4 separate regions of the Homo sapiens genome follow, and all the other regions are linked to region 1. Evidence: chromatin contacts called from ENCODE Hi-C or POLR2A ChIA-PET data. All regions are on one chromosome and are shown on one strand. The core of a region is the stretch at or near the end of the contact, and the rest is flanking DNA. Distances in the headings are between cores, read along the strand shown. Region 1 holds the start of DICER1 (dicer 1, ribonuclease III). Region 2 overlaps SYNE3 (spectrin repeat containing nuclear envelope family member 3). Region 3 overlaps SYNE3 (spectrin repeat containing nuclear envelope family member 3). Region 4 holds the start of TCL6 (T cell leukemia/lymphoma 6).

Region 1 (4,021 bases), core at 486-2,985:
GCTCACCGTGCTTGACATATAAGAAACTACTTTTTTAAATACATGGGTCTGCCAGGAGCATCCTACTTCCTAATTTTGCCCATAAATATGCTACTTTCAAGTGAAACCTTAAGCCAATTCATAGTAAATATATTATCAAAATTTTAGCACAGTAATGACTGAGCACACCAGCCTCAAAGCCAGACTACGTGGGTTCAAATCTCAGTTGTTCACTTACTGGCTACTTACTTGTTGGAAGTTATTCCATTTCTTCGTCTGTTAAAACAGGAAGCAGGCTGGGTACGGTGGCTCACGCCCGTAATCCCAGCACTTTGGGAGGCCAAGGCGGACGGATGACAAGGTCAGAAATCGAGACCATCATGGCCAACATGGTGAAACCCCGTCTCTTCTAAAAATACAAAAATTAGCTGGGTGTGGTGGCGTGCCCCTGTAATCCCAGCTACTCGGGAGGCTGAGGCAGGAGAATCACTTGAACCTGGGAGGCGGAGATTGCAGTAAGCCCAGGTCGCACCACTGCACTCCAGCCTGGAGACAGAGTGAGACTCCGTCTCAAAAGAAAAAAAAAAAAAAAACAGGAAGCAGTTTCAGCACCTACCTCACAATGTGCACACAGTTAAAGCACCTACCTCACAGGGTGCACACAGTTAAAGCACCTACCTCACAGGGTGCACCTAAGGATCACAGGCATGCAAGCCCTAGATCAGCCTGCCCAATGGCAATATAATGCAGGCCACAGGTGACATTTAAAATTCTGTAGAACCCACACTAAAAAATAAACAAATAAAACTTTTATCCCAATATATGGAAAAAGTTTATCACTTCAACATGTAACAATTTTTTGAACATTATTTGGTAAAGAATGCATATATCTCGATTCCGACTAGCCATACTTTAAGTGCTCAGGAGCCATGTGGGGCTGGTGGCCCCAAACTGAACAGCACAGCCCAGGCAGCAGGGGCGCATAGTAGGTTCTGCTCACGCCCATGGTCTGAAAGAAACACGGTTGCAGTTGCTGTGAGCACACCTCACCTGGAGCAAACCGGCCTATCAGGGGGTCCACTGAAGAGATGTCTACATTTGGGGATAAATTAAGAAGATGTTCTTTAAGCCAGCCACTTATTTAATTCCCACCGATATTTTAATTCCTAGCTTCAAGCTGTGGTGCGCGGTTCCGACCTATGCAAATGAACAGCTTACAAACAGAGGGCCACCATCTATTTCTCATTATCTGGGGATCCCGGTTGGGGTGGGGGGCGGAAGTGGGTGTTTGTTATTTCCCCAAATGCGGAGGCCCCTGCACCACTAACGCGAGGAAACGCAGGCGAGTGGGAAGGTACTTTAAAAAGGGGAGGGAGGTGCTCAGAGGGAAGCTAAGCTCTCCGGGAAACAATTACGGCCACGTTACGGTCTGTGGGTGCCAGAAGGAGCAACAATGGAGGCAGTCGAATTCCGAGAGCTCAGAGAGTCTGCCAAACTTAGCCGGCCTCGGCGCGCGGGTTCCCGGGGGCCCCAAAAACTCCGGGCAACTGCGGCCCAACGCCAAGGTCCAGTCCAGGCGCTGGGCCGCAAACGCCTCTCCGGCCTCCGCGCGCGCGCCCGCTGTCTCCCTGCTCCTGAGTGGCTGGGGGGCCGGGATTAACCTTTCACCGCCAGGCCCTGTCCAATCACAGGCTCGCTCTCATGCCGCCACGGGGCGAGCGGAGCGTGGGGGCGCGGAGGGGCGGTGCGGGAGCCAGTGGGATTCTCCAAGCGGCTGTGCGCCGTTGCCGCGGGCCGTGCGCTGGCTGCCGGCCAGCCGGGCGCTGCGCAGTCTCCGCAGGCGCCGGCGGGAGGGGTCGAGGCGGAGGCGCGGCGCAGGCTGCTGCAGGCCCAGGTGAATGGAGTAACCTGACAGCGGGGACGAGGCGACGGCGAGCGCGAGGAAATGGCGGCGGGGGCGGCGGCGCCGGGCGGCTCCGGGAGGCCTGGGCTGTGACGCGCGCGCCGGAGCGGGGTCCGATGGTTCTCGAAGGCCCGCGGCGCCCCGTGCTGCAGGTGAGGCGGGCTCCCGCGGAGCAGCTTTGTGTCCGGGGCGGGGAGCGGGTCGCCTGGCCGCGCTCCCGCCTCCGCGCGGAGGCCCGCGTGCCGGCCATGGCCCCGAGCCGCGCGTCCGGGCCTGGCGGGCGCTGACGAAGGGCGCGGCCTCGCCTGCCTCGTCGTCCCGCACAGCGCGGCCTGTGGACCCGGCGTCTGCCCGCCTCGGCTCTGCTCCTGGGCCCGGACCCCGGCGCCTCCCCGCGAGGCAGCCCTGGGAGACTTTCCGGGCCGCCGTGGCGTGGTGGGGGATGCCGGCGCCTGTCCACTCCCCGGCCTGGCGAGGCCTGGGGCTCTTGACAGGTCCCGTCACGCGCGCTAAGGTGGCGCGGGAGCAGCGGAGGTGGAGACGCGCGCCTGACCTGCCGGAGCACCCTGGGGCCCTCCTCTGATGGGGCCGCTGTGCCGCGCCCGGAGGGGACGAAGCTGGGCTCTCGGTCCCTCCCGGGAGGGTCCTGTGTGATTACTGTCAGGGGACCAGATTGGGGCCCTGGGGGGCGGGCAGGGGCCGAGGCCATTCTTTTGCCTCTCCCCTCAGATGTTTTTGTGCCAAAATGCCTAGACCCTGCGGAGGACCCTTTCTTCAGGGTTTTTGATTTTGGGGAAATCAGTGTATGTTTTAAGTTAGCACATCAGATTTCTGTAGATTGTCCAGAAAAGCTGAGTTGCCCTGATGGCTCTGCCTGGAGGTCAGAGCCAGCAAACCACTGAGTGTGTCCTTAGGAACCTGAAGATCCGCGGAAACGTGGAGATGAGTTGGAGGGTCCTATTTGTGTAGTGTTAACTCCGTGCTTTTGTGGAGAGAGTTGTGGTTAAAGGGACACGTTACTGGTCTACACGATAAGTAAGTGTTCTTAGGACTTTCAGGTTTTAAAAACATTCATCTGATGAAAGAGGATCACTTGGACGCCTATGCTTCTGTCTTCGAATATTCTGAATCTTTACAATCCTGATTGTCAGGTGTCTTCGTGGTGCTTGTTTTCAAACAGTGGAAAAGGACTCAGGTTAGGATTTAAGCAACTCGGAAAATATTGTTAAAAATGTGCTGTTAAAACAGGTTAGCTATATTGAATATGTATTGGTGTAAACGTTAAGTTTTCTAAATAAAAATATACATCCTCACCAAAAAACTCAGTTTATTAAAAGATGGGTTCGGGATAAGCCAGGTCCTAGAGAATAGTAATTTTCAATATTATTGATATCTTTGGAAATTAGGTTCTGGAATAGCCAGTTTATTTTGCAAAGTCTACTTTAAAGCTACCTGTGGCACGTGTGTATTATATGTAATATGTGCTGTGTACATGCACATACATACACAATTATTTCAAAACTTCATTTTAGGGCATATTCCATAAAACTCAATAGATAAAAAAACAAAAAACTAAAGATTGCTTTTAACATGGTCACTATAAACATTGATCATGGTAACATAGGTTTATAGATTTACTCACGGCACCAAAATGCTGTTTTAAGAAGAGAACAGTTAGTCCATTTTAATTTGGGGAGAAAAGACATTTTCCTACAATCCTTTTTAGTAAGGGCCTGCTTTACTTTTTATGCTTCCATCTCATGTTTGAAGGGTAAGCCCTGACTGCTCTGCTGTATTTTGCCCGTGGCTCAATGTGTGAGTTGGGTAGCTAGGTTGTTTTGCTATTATTGAGCTTTATTGTCTTGGTTTTAGAAGACATTGTCTTTTGATGTGGCTCATGATTCTTATTTGACAGTGATTTTGTCATATAGTGGGTTGTACAGTACTTGTAGTGCTATCTTCTAGAGAGGGTGACTTTTATGGCGTTGGGATGTTTTATTCTCTACCACTATCTGACATGTGAGGTGCTTGTTTCATTTGAGAAAGTAGATATTTCGTAGACAGTCTCTCACTTGCGACCCTACCATGTCATGGTCACGTTTCCACTTGCTCATGGCAAAGGAGATAAGGGAAACGTGT
Region 2 (4,021 bases), core at 204-2,703, 280 kb before region 1:
GTTCATGACAGGTTACTCTGAGTTTAAAGTCAGAAACCGGATGTGAGCATGCCTCAGGAACATTCTCACAAACTTCAGTGGGGGGCACTGACTCGTGACCCGTGGTTCCCCAATTCTATTACTTTTCCCATGTCCTGGTGGGTCCCCACCACATCTCTGCATTGACTGGGCTGAGTTTGTCTTCTCAGCCTCATCAGAAACTGGCATCTGCAGAGGATGGAAGTGGATTCGGGGAAGAAAATGGTTTTCACCAACAACATCCCAAAGTCAGGATTTCTCATCAATCCCATGGATCCTATTCCCAGGCATCGTCGACGCGTGAGTCTGTCTAGCAGGGCTGTGGGAGAAGGGGCCAGGCCCCAGGTCAAGAGGTGGGTAGGGGTCTCCAGCACAGGCCCCTCCCTGTCTGGGGCAACATGCTCTGCTCTGAGGACTTGGCCACGTCCTGTCTCATTTGAGCCTGCCCCAGCTGTGGCCAAAGAGCATTTGATCCTACTCCACAGAGGACCTCAGAGATCCCAGAGTCTGCAGAGCCAGGCCACCAGGGCAGTAGGGGTATCCCTTAGCCAGTCAGATACTCACCTCTGTGAGCCACTAGCAGCAGCTCCTGCAGGGAAGAGAGTGTCGGGGCTGAAAGCTTCCTGCTGGCCCCAGATTGGAAACCGAAACCATACAAGATGGGAAAACTTTTCTGCCATGTTTCATCCATCCCTTACTGCCTCTAAACAAACTTGAGCTTTGTGGAAAAGAAAGTTATTCCTTGTTATTCAAATACATCAAATTATTCATTTTCCCATTCATTCTTTCATCCACTCCTCCATTTGCTGAGTGCTACTTTGTTCCAAGAACTGTGCTCAGAGCTAGGATACAGCCGTGAGTAACGCTTCTGACCCTCAGAGAATTTGGAATCCGGCATAGAGCTTTTCAGTGGGCACACAGCCTTGTATTAAAATGCAGGTTCTGGGCTGGGTATGGTGAGCTACACCTACAATCTCAGAACTTTGGGAGGCTGGGAGGCCAAGGCAGGAGGATTGCTTGAGGTCAGGAGTTTGAGACAAGCCTGGGCAAGATAGCAAGACCCCATTTCTATAAAAAATATTTAAAAATTAACTGGACATGGTGGTGTGCTCCTGTAGTTCCAGCTACTCAGGGGCCTGAGGTGGGAGGATCACTTGAGCCCAGGAGTTTGAGGCTGCAGGGAGCTGTGATTGTGCCACTGCACTCCAGCCTGGTGACAAAGCAAGACCCCATTTCAATCAATCAATCAATCAACAAAAAATAATGAAATAAGATAAAATGCAGACTCTGAGTTAGTAGATCTGGCTAGGGCCCACAATTCGATTCTGCATTTCTAACAAGCTCTCGGGATAGGCCCATGCTGCTGGGCCCGGGAGATACTCACCTCTGTGAGCCACTAGCAGTAGCACCTGCAAGGGAGAGAGCATCGGGGCCGAACACTTCCTGCTGGCCCCAGAATGGAAACTAAAATCATACAAGATGGGTCTATTTTTGTGCCATGACTATATTTTATAAAAGAAAAAAAAAAGAACTAACTACATTGTTTTACCCATCACTTTCCCTTACTGCCTTTAAACAAACTGAGCTTTGTTGAAAAGAAAGAAGCAAGGGAGTGGCATCCACAGGCTGTTAAATAAGGATTTACAAAAAACAAAAAACAAACAAACAAAAAAAACATGGTGCACCTTGGCAGACAGGCCAGAGGCTATGGGAGCCTGCAGCAGTTCCTAGGTCCAGGACCGGGAAGCCTCTCCTGGAAGATAAGACATCTCAGCTGAATTTTCACGGCTGAGTGGCAGTGAGGAGAGGAGGGAGAGAGGTGTGTTCCCCACAGAGGAGACAGTATGTGTGAAGAGCAGAGGGAGAAATTCGAGTGCCAGTTTGAGGGGCCAAGACACATCTGCAGGCCCAGGCTCAGAGGACAGGGAAGACAGCATGCGCAGTGGAACCAAGACTCCCGGGTCACACTGGGGAGTAGTGAGAGGCACCAATGTGGATAACCAAGAAGTTAGCTGAATGGGCTTGCATCATAGACAGAGCACTCCGGTCATGGAGCCCCGAGGGGGCAAGCATGGTGGAAGGGTGACTATTTGTATAGCCATCCTGGTAAGAGATGGTGGTGGCTTCCGTCACCTCTCAGGGGACCAGAAAGGGGACAGTGAGGAATGTTCTTGGCCCTTAAATGTGACCATGTTGAGTAGAGATTCATTGTTCATCCCCCAGGCCTCTCCCGTCGCCATTTTGGGCATCTTGTCCTGGTCCCTGCCCCTCTGCCTCAGGTGGAATTCCCAGGACACATGGCCAGGGGGGCTCTTTCACCTCTGACGCTTTGGCCGTGTGTGATCCTACAGGCAAATCTTCTACAGGAAGAAGAAGGGAGCCATGAAGATTTCTCCCAGCTCCTGAGGAACTTTGGGCAGTGGTTGCAGGTGGAAAACTCCAAGCTGGTTAGAATCATCGCAATGAGAACTTCTACAGCTGAGGACTTGAGGACCAGAAAATCGAAGCTGCAGGTCTGTTCCCCAGGAAAGGTCCCTCATCCATAAGGTTTGCACCCACAGAGGCATTTGCCACCAGGGAGTTCTTCAAAAGAAGGAACACACCCACAGTTTGTGAGCTGTTCTCCCTTGTGTATAGATAATCGCTTTTAAACTTTTTTGGTTCAAAGATTTTAGAACTTTTTCTGGCATTCATTCGTGTGTTCAGCATGCTTATGTAGTTCCCTACTTGGAAAATATCACCACTAATCACTTGACTCCTGTCACTTAGCTATTGCTGTGTGACACACCATCCCAACAGTTTGTGGCTGATAACAATAACTATGTATTTAACCCATGGTTCAGAAGCATGGCAGGTTAGGCTGAACTCAACCGGGCAGTGCCTCCAGTCCGTCTGCTGTCAGTTGTAGGTCAGTTGGGTGTCTCTACTTCTAGGGGCTGGTGGGCTATTAGAGATGAGAATGACATGGACTACACATCTCGTATACTCCTGTGGCACAGCTTGGACTTCTCATAGCAGAGGCAGGGCAGAAAAGAGCAATAGCAGCAGGCAAGGACTTTTGAGGTCAAGACTAGGAGCCAGCATAACATTAATTCCCCTGCATTCTGTTTGCCAAAACCAGCCTAGAGTCAAGGAAAGGGAAAGAGACTCCACTACTTGATGGAAGGGATGGCAAAGTCATATTGCAGTGGGTATGGATATGGCTGGGGGGAGGGAGATGGGGAAAGTCACAGCCATTTTTGCAACTGAACTACTACTTCTCTCCTGTCTTCTTCACTCCCACATCTAATCAGTTGCTAAAGCTCCTTGATTCCACCTCCTAGATATTTTGTGTTTCTCTTCCCTCGCACTACCATTGTCTTAATTTAGGCACTTACCATTTTTGGCCTTGACTATGGCTGTAGCCTCCCAGCTGATCCTCCTTTCTTCCTGTTGGGTCCCATCTAGGTCATGGCTCATCCTGCAGCCAGAATAACAAATATGACCCTGTCCTCCCCCTAATGAAAACCTTTCACTATAGAGTTTAACCCCTGAGTTTATTATTCAAGGCCATTCTCAACCAGGCCCTAGCTCACTTCTGTTTCCCTATTTTTATGCAATCTTACCATGATATGTTTAGGTTTGAATTTCTTTTTATTTATCTGGGTTGGGATTCATTTTAACTCCCGAATCTGTGGTCTAGGATCTTTCTGGAAAACTCTCTAACCTTATTTTTTTTTCTCTTAATTCCCAAACTTGTTACTTGTATTTTTTTCTACTAACAATCTTTCTTAAAATATCACCTCTGCCTTGTTCCCTTTCTCCTCTCCTACTGTGATATCATTTAAACATATGTAACTACTTCTCACTGTGTGCTTTATGTCTCTTACTCTCTCCTGTGTATTTTTCATCCTTTTCTCTCTTCGTTTTGCATTCTGGATAGTTTTTCTGATTCATCTTTCAGTTTACTAATTCTCTCTTTAGCTGTGTTTCATCTTCTGTTACACGTGTCTACTGAGTTCTT
Region 3 (3,689 bases), core at 1,021-3,520, 320 kb before region 1:
ATGGGACAAATAATGCCCGCCACATGACAGTCACTCCCTGAAACTGACGTTGCCGCTTTCTTTGCTCGGGAGGGGCTTGCTCTCATGTTTCAGGGGAGTTCGCTAACGAGATTGGGTTAGGACCTGAGCAGGATTCTTGGAGCCTCTGGATCACTGAATGACAAGAATTAGTGTTTTCAAATTCCCAGATAATATTAATTAATTAATTTATTTTGAGATGGTGTCTCGCTGTCACCCAGGCTGGAGTGCAGTGGCGCAATCTCTTCTCAGTGCAACCTCTGCCTCCCGGGTTCAAGCGATTCTCCTGCCTCAGCCTCCCAAGTAGCTGGGATTACAGGCGCACGCTATCACGCCTGGCTAATTTTTGTATTTTTAGTAGAGACAGGGTTTCACCATGTTGGCCAGGCTGATCTCAAACTCCTGACCTCAGGTGATCCGCCTGCCTTGACCTCCCAAAGTGTTGGGATTACAAACGTGAGTCACCACGCCTGGCCCCAGAGAATTTTAAAAACTGCTGTTAGGGTGTTGGAGGGATTGAGACAGAGGTAAGAACCTGGTCCTTATGGGGCATCAGCCCCTCACCAGTGGCATTGCAAAGCCAAGTAGGGGCCCCACCCAGCACCCTGAGCTTTGGAGAGCCGGGGAAGGGGAAGGGAGGGAGAGAGGTCTGGACCCAGCGACCCCAGGACACAGGGCCCTCAGCCTCAGTTGGCAATCCACGTGCTGACCCAGCAGGCGATCTGCCTCGGGCGTTTTTTCAGTGCCAGGTGCCAGTATCCTTTCCTTCCTGCAAGCCTGGTCCCCCAGAGACCAAATTGCATCTCGGCCAATTGCTTTCAGGCCTGGAATCGGGCAAAGGGAGCTGGTGTCCAGATGGACATTCACAGTTACCCGATGGACCACAGGGGCAGCCCTGGCCTGGGGGCCCACACATCTATTTCTCCCCGTCCTCTGCTCTGCCCTGGGTCACAGGAGAGCTGACCCCCTGCGGGCTGCATTGTCCCGGCTCCCCTATACTGGCTTCTGGCAGGACCAGAGGTAAGTAGTCGGCTGGGGGTTTCTCTGACAGCCTCTCCGCCCTGGGTGGTGTCTCCTGCAGCAGATGTATCTCCTTTGGGGCTCTAGTTCCTGCTGCTCAGCGGCCCCCAACATGGGTCTAGGAACATCTAACATTGCCTCCCCGCCTTGTCTCTCTAGCGTAGGGGTTGATCTCTGGGCTTCCTTTTGTCTCCTCGCAGCTTCTCAGCTCCTCCTCCTCATTACACCCTCCTGGTTCATAGCTGGACTCGGAGGGGCTTTACTCTGCTGATTGGACCTTGACTCACACGGGCTTGCTTTCCTCCCAGGGGCAGTTCTATTGGATGCCCCACGGTAGGTGAAGTTCAACTTTATTTTGGAGTCAATATGGTCTAGTGAGAATCTCGGGCTTCAGAATCCAATAGAACAAGGTTTAAATGTCAGCACTACTGCAAGTGCCTCCATGTCCTGGGCCAGTGACTGCAGTCTGCGCATTCTTATCTAGGGTTGTGGAAGGTAACAGCCGCTCCTGTGCCCCACGCACCTATTACTGACCAGGTGCTCCCACACCTGCCCCAGTCAGCCCCGCAGCATTCTAAGAGGTAGATGCCGCTGCTGTGCCTGGGGTCGGGGGTGGGGAGGAGGCTCTGCCCAGGCCGCCAGCTAATGGGCCACAGAGCTCAGCTGAGAGGCAGCCCCGCTACTCCCCTTCTGCTGCTGCTGAGATGGGCTGGGGCTGCCTTTCAGACCGGGATGCCAGGAGGCCCAAACGGGGTGGCTTTTGGACAAGGGCCTCACGTGGTGTGGGCCTGTCCTTATTTCATGAGTGTTAGCACCTTCTCTTCCATGGCTGGCCTTTTTTTTTTCAGTTTGCATCACGTTTTCCAGTATCCCTGAGTCAACCACACTCTTCCTTATGATATTTCAGCTTCTTCAAAGCACTCTGAGCTTTCTTTATGACTCAAATTAAGGTGTCCCATTTTGAGAAGATGGCTAAAGCCTGGAGCTCAGATTCTGGAAGATTCCTGTCCTCTCCCAAAGTGCATCCTTACTGTCCATTCCTGGGGAGGCTGTGTCTCCAGCCATGCCCACAGACCTTATCCACCTCTGGGGGACTGGCTGGTCTTCCAGGCCCATAGCTTTTGACCCAGGTTCTGTGTTCTGAGCATGGGCTCGGTCTCAAGCCTGCCACATCATCTGCCCCAGCTCGGGGGTTTCCATCATGAAAAAAAAATCACTTCTCTTCCGCTGTCATTTGTGATAACCACATGGACGCTGAAACCCAAACCCAAGGCTGTTTCCTTTCTGTCTCCTCCATACACCAGCGCCAGCATGACCCAGAAAGGGTCAGCACTCTCATGGCCAGCCCTCTCACTGACTCAGTGGGGACAGCTCAGAGACACGCCTAGAGCCCTACTCTCCCGCTGCCTGCAGCCACACCCCAGGGATGTCCCCAGACAGGGCTTGGAAACAGAAAATACTTTTTTTTGCTTCTTTTTACCCCTGAGCACATTTCTTTTGCAATACTGTTTGGAAACTGCACAGTTCTTTTTTATTTATTTATTTATTTATTTTTTAATCCTATCTCCATTCAACCAGTCCAGAGACGAAACTTCTCCCGTGCCAGAGAGGCATGCTGGCTCTGCTCACTCCTGCAACCTTTTCTCATTGTCCTTGGCCGTGTGCGTCTGCCATTTCTGCAGTGACCCCAGTCTCAGCCCACCTTTGAGTGCAGAGTGCTTCCCTCCTCCACACACCCTGGCCTGGAGCTGTCTCCTACCCGCCCCTTCCAATGCCTAACCCTTGCCAGCTCTGGTGCCCTCAGCAGGCAGTGCCTCCCAGCCACCTTCCTCAAGCCAGGTGACAACCACTCCTTTGAGGTCCCGTGGCCCCTGTCCTCCTGTCTCAAAACTCATGCTGGCCTCACTGTAGCTGCCTTACTGTGCGTCCATCCCCGCCCTCCACCCCCACTGCACTGGACATGGAGCCTCACCAGGCCAGAGCCACACTTGGTCTGTCTCTACATCCTCAGCACCTGCACTCAGCAGCCACTTAGTGCACTGATTCATTAGTCTATCAGCTGGTAACCCAGTTCCTATGCTCCCCCAACCTTGAGCTGGTGAGACAGCTGCTGTCTGGATGCAGGTTCCCAAGGATGGAAAGCCCTCCACCCAACACCTGTGCGTTTGGTAAAAAGGAACTATTTCCAAGCATGGTGTGTGCTCCAGGTTCTGGGCAATTTTTTTAAATTTTTATTTATTTATTTATTTTAGAGACAGAATCTCTCTCTGTCACCCAGGCTAGGGTGCAGTGGTACCATCATAGCTCAATGCCGCCTGGACCTTCCGGACTCAAGTGATCCTTCCACCTGGCTAATTTTTTTTTTTTTTTTTTTTTTTTTTTTGGTAGAGACGAGGTCTCACTATGCTGCTTGGGCTGGTCCTGAGCTCAAGTGATCCTCCCGTATCAGCCTCCCAAACTGCTGGGATTACAGGCATGAGCCACTGCACCTGGATGGGTTTTTAAATTAATTAAATCTAGGTGTTATCCCCATTTTCCAGATGAGAATATGGACACCCAGAGAGGTTAAGTGACCAGCCAGATGCCACACAGCTAGTGAGTCATGGGGACTTGACCACTGGGACCAATTCTAGGTCCTTCTGGCCTCATGG
Region 4 (4,080 bases), core at 465-2,964, 490 kb before region 1:
CCCAGGCTGGGCATGGTGGCTCCCACCTGTAATCCCAGAACTTTGAGAGGCTAAGGCAGGGGTATTGCTTGAACACAGGAGTTCAATACCAGCCAGGGCATCATACTGTGACCCCCATCTCTATAAAAATAAAATAAAAATCGTATCCCTGTAATCCCACCAATTTGGGAGGCTGTGGTGGTAGGATCACTTGAGGCCAGAAGTTTGAGACCAGCCTGGGCAACACAGTAAGACCTCCATCTATACAAAAAGTTTTAAAATTAACCAGGCATGGTGGCGCATGTGTGTAGTCTCAGCTACTTGGGAGGCTGAGAAGGGAGGATCATGTGAGCCCAGGGAGGTAGAGGCTGCAGTAATCCATGATTGCACCACTGCACTCCAGCCTGGACGATAGAGTGAGATCATTAACAAATAAAAACAGTCAAGCTCTGTAAAATATTTGAAGAGATTTATTCTGAGCCAAATATGAGTGACCATGGCCTGTAACACAGCCCTCAGGAGATCCTGAGAACTATGCCCAAGGTGGTCGGGGTGCAGCTTGGTTTTATACATTTTAGGGAGACATGAGATGTCAATCAAATACATTTAAGAAATACATTGGTTCTGTCCAGAAAGGTGGGACAACTTGAATTGTTGGGTGGAGGTTGGGGGCTCCCAGGTTACAGGTAGATTTAAAATTGACTGGTTGACAATTGGTTAAGTTTATCTAAAGATCTGGGCTCAATAGAAAGAAAATGTCTGTGCTGTGATAGGAGGTTGTGGAGACCAAAGTTTTACCATGCAGATGAAGCCTCCGGGTAGCAGGCTTCAGAGAAAATAGATTGTAAATGCTTCTCATCAGAGAGGTATAATGAGTCCTGTCTGACCTCTACTTTCCATCATGGCCTGAACCAGTCTTTCAGGTTAAAAGTACCCTGGCCCAGGAGGAAGTCCATTCAGATGGTTGCAGGGAGGGCGGGGCTTAGAATTTTATTTTTGGTTTACATCCTGTCTCAAAAGAAAAAAAAAAAGAATAAAAGAGTTTTTGGTTTACACCCTGTCTCAAAAAAAAAAAAATGAAAGAAAAGAAAAATCTCAAGGACATCTAAAAGCTGATAAGACAGAAATTACCAGGCCAAAAATAAAAGGGAAGTAGAATGCAGAAAGGGAAAAAAAACAGAATGGAAGCTGCTTTTTCCCTGAGAGCTTTTTCAGAACCTGAAAATCAGAACTTGTTTGAGCCTCCCGGAGACTGGTGGAGAAAGAAGTCCAGCCAGGCCCTGCCCAACTCTAAAGGAAAACCCAAACTTGTCGATATTTGATGAGACTATAAATCGCTTGCCTCTTTTCACTCTCTGGTGCTCCAGCAGCACAGCCCCACACCAACCTTCATCTGGAGTGTCTCAAGACCTTCTGGAATCTTCTCCCACACATACCTCCTTACACAGGTCCATTCTGTGAAAATAAGCAATTCAAAATCTAAGCTGTTGGAACTTTAAAATATTTCGAGCCTTAAGGGAATTTGATCATGGGACCTGAGTCATGTAAACAGGCAGCTGCAACCTTTGTTTCTCTGATTATAGATTAGCCTTTTTCCTTACTTACATTGTTGTGTAAAATGTCGTATATGACTGAAGCGTTCCAGGGAAGACCCCTTTCCTCTTCACTGTTGATCTTCATTATAGATTAACTCCCTCTTTCCTCTCTGACAGAGACTTCATGACCATCACATTGTCTGGGATAGAATGTTAAACACATTCTTAAATTGGAAAGGAAATGAAAACAAGCTGTAGAGAAAAGAAAACAAGGTGGAGGCAGGGGAACAACCTATAATTAATTATAGGTTGTAACTCATAAACCAGCCTTGCATAGAAAATGTTAAACAAGAAAGTTAAAACAAGAAAAGTTATACAAGAAAATGTTCTACAAGGTTACTAAATGTCTTTGCTTTCTGCCTATGTAAGCAAGACTTTAACTTTTAACTTCAGGGCCCTGGCCCCATTTTCCTAGAGTCTGTGTTTCTCAGATGGCCATTCCCAGCTTTTGGCTTGAATAAACTCTTTAAAACTGGATTCTGGGCTGGGTGCAGCGGCTCACGCCTGTAATCCCAGCACTTTGAGAAGCTGAGACAGGAGAAATCACTTAAGCCCAGGAGTTCGAAACCAGCCTGGTCAATAAAGTGAGACCGATTAAAGAGAAGTAAACTTAAAAACGAACAAAAACAACTTTGTTTTTAAAACTTAAAAACTTAAAAACAACGAAAACCCTGGATTCTGATCCTTTCAATTACTTTATATTGACAATTCTACTATGGGTGCTGCCCAATCAGCCTTGTAAAGCACAGGGCTGACCACTTCAACTCCCTGCTGAGGGTTGAATCTGGAATAAAATCCAGATTCCAGAGCTACGGTGCCCTTAGATCTGGGGCTGTTGCTTTTGTACTTCTGTTTTTCCACTTTACTTAGCTGAAGCACAATCCCTACAGCAAGCTAAGAAAGGAAAAGGTCCATTCCAAAACCCTTCGCTCCCTAGACCACTGCTCTGTGTGCAGACAACGAAAACAGCCGAGAGTTCACACAAAAGGGAAGGACTAACTGCCCGGGGCAGGCTTCAAGGAATGCCTGTTAAGCCCCAGGGAGGAAGTGGCTGTTGACTTGGGAAGAGTCCGTTGGGTAGTCAAGGGCTAAGGTGGTGGTTGACATGAAGGCAAATTTTCCATGCCCTGGTGAGAAGTTGGAATCCTTGCTGTGAACGTTGGGTAGTACAGTTTGCAGGACCATTTGCTTGGCTATTGGGTCCCACCTGTTGACAGGTGCCAAGCCTGATTTTCCTTGGCCTTCCCTCCTGATTTAGCTGAACACCAACCTTCTCAACACAACCCCGAAGTACACCTTGCTCAGTTTTTAACAGAGCTGCTAGATTTCAAGGCATGATTCTCAGCACTGTGTCCGGAATTGGTGGGTTCTTGGTCTCACTGACTTCAAGAATGAAGCCGTGGACCCTCGCGGTGAGTGTTACAGCTCTTAAGGTGGCGTGTCTGGAGTCTGTCCCTTCTGATGTTCAGATGTGTTCGGAGTTTCTTCCTTCTGGTGGGTTCGTGGTCTCGCTGGCTCAGGAGTGAAGCTGCAGACCTTCGCGGTGAGTGGTACAGCTCTTAAGGTAGCGTGTCTGGAGTTGTTCATTCCTCCCGGTGGGCTCGTGGTCTTGCTGGGCTCAGGAGTGAAGCTGCAGATCTTCGCGGTGAGTGTTACAGCTCATAAAAGCAGCGTGGACCCAAAGAGTGAGCAGTAGCAAGATTTATTGCAAAGAGCAAAAGAACAAAGCTTCCACAGTGTGGAAGGGGACCCGAGCGGGTTGCCAATGCTGGCTCGGGCAGCCTGCTTTTATTCTCTTATCTGGCCCCACCCACATCCTGCTGATTGGTATAGGGATAAGCAAGTACCTAGCCACCACCATCTTTGCTCCCAGCGTGGCTCACCTGCCTAGCTCAAACCTTCATGGAGCTGTGATCTGTACCCCAGGATACAAACAAAAGTGGGCACCATCCCATGGTCCATATCAAATTCATGACCAGCTCCCAGAGGACCCTCCTGCTGCCATGCTGATCCTCAGGCTGCAGACCTGCTTGACTCTTCACACCTGGCTACTACTGCACTCCAGGATTCTCAATATGACCCCTCCATCCACCCAGCTGCCAGGACCAGAAACCCTGGCCATGCAGTAAGAATTCACTCAACAAACACTGAGCCCCAACTCTGGTCAGGCACTGGGGACAAATCAGATGTGGCTCTACCCTGCTGCAGCTTGCAGTGTGACTGGGAGTGATGACGGTCCCTAGCCTCAGCCTGTCACCTTGCATCCGTCAGTCCCACATCAGCCCGTTTACCTCAGGCTCAGATTGTCCATCGCAGGGACCATGCAGCTCAGTGTTGGCCCTGCCTCTGGGCTTGCCCCTCCAGCTCCCCCTTCACTCTGCTTCCAGAGATACATTGCCCATTCTAATTTAATTTTACCTCTTCCCAAATAAAACTCCTCAGTAGATGCCAATTGTTTTTAGGATAAAATTAACCACCTTGTTTTGGCACCCACAGGACTGCATGA

Evidence for each region. Hi-C counts contacts between places; a loop is a spot of excess contacts on that map. ChIA-PET counts read pairs that join two places held with the same protein, here RNA polymerase II (POLR2A). Pooled maps may share reads with other maps.
Region 2: a map of Calu3 shows a loop between it and region 1 (2.8-fold over the local background). The contact joins the enhancer-like site here to the promoter of DICER1 in region 1. A Hi-C loop is called at or near these places in 6 of 168 maps with a recorded cell type or tissue (Calu3, chondrocyte, endothelial cell of umbilical vein and 3 more) and 10 of 50 pooled maps. POLR2A ChIA-PET finds 5 or more read pairs at or near these places in 4 of 52 experiments (H1, HEK293, OCI-LY7 and 1 more).
Region 3: a loop to region 1 is called in a pooled map, with 2.9 times the contacts of the local background. The contact joins the enhancer-like site here to the promoter of DICER1 in region 1. A Hi-C loop is called at or near these places in 4 of 37 single-sample maps with no recorded cell type and 8 of 50 pooled maps. POLR2A ChIA-PET finds 5 or more read pairs at or near these places in 1 of 52 experiments (T-cell).
Region 4: a map with no recorded cell type shows a loop between it and region 1 (2.6-fold over the local background). The contact joins the promoter of TCL6 here to the promoter of DICER1 in region 1. A Hi-C loop is called at or near these places in 10 of 37 single-sample maps with no recorded cell type and 4 of 50 pooled maps. POLR2A ChIA-PET finds 5 or more read pairs at or near these places in 1 of 52 experiments (OCI-LY7).

What each region holds. Positions count from the first base shown.
Region 1 is chr14:95,155,243-95,159,263 of GRCh38, reverse strand. It overlaps DICER1 (dicer 1, ribonuclease III), which reads left to right and starts at 1,735. Exons shown (of 27, transcript NM_177438.3): 1 at 1,735-2,034. DICER1-AS1 (DICER1 antisense RNA 1) reads right to left here and starts at 1,576. Exons shown (of 4, transcript NR_015415.1): 1 at 1,406-1,576; 2 at 1,030-1,071; 3 at 229-388. RefSeq lists enhancers at 1,265-1,334, 1,375-1,474 and silencers at 1,565-2,024, 2,085-2,444.
Region 2 is chr14:95,435,330-95,439,350 of GRCh38, reverse strand. It overlaps SYNE3 (spectrin repeat containing nuclear envelope family member 3), which reads left to right. Exons shown (of 18, transcript NM_152592.6): 14 at 189-318; 15 at 2,370-2,531. Among named protein-coding and RNA genes, the nearest start is that of SYNE3-AS1, 79 kb to the left of the region's middle. RefSeq lists an enhancer at 1-794. Within about 2 kb of position 1,453, at least 2 of the 41 ENCODE cell types and tissues checked have a DNase peak (open chromatin) inside an H3K27ac peak, as active enhancers do; they include OCI-LY7, where a contact is called at or near this core.
Region 3 is chr14:95,478,957-95,482,645 of GRCh38, reverse strand. The region is part of intron 1 of SYNE3 (spectrin repeat containing nuclear envelope family member 3); the gene reads left to right. Among named protein-coding and RNA genes, the nearest start is that of SYNE3-AS1, 35 kb to the left of the region's middle. RefSeq lists an enhancer at 2,017-2,416. Within about 2 kb of position 2,270, at least 11 of the 41 ENCODE cell types and tissues checked have a DNase peak (open chromatin) inside an H3K27ac peak, as active enhancers do.
Region 4 is chr14:95,649,731-95,653,810 of GRCh38, reverse strand. It overlaps TCL6 (T cell leukemia/lymphoma 6), which reads right to left and starts at 1,714. Exons shown (of 8, transcript NR_028288.2): 1 at 1,585-1,714; 2 at 1,322-1,434.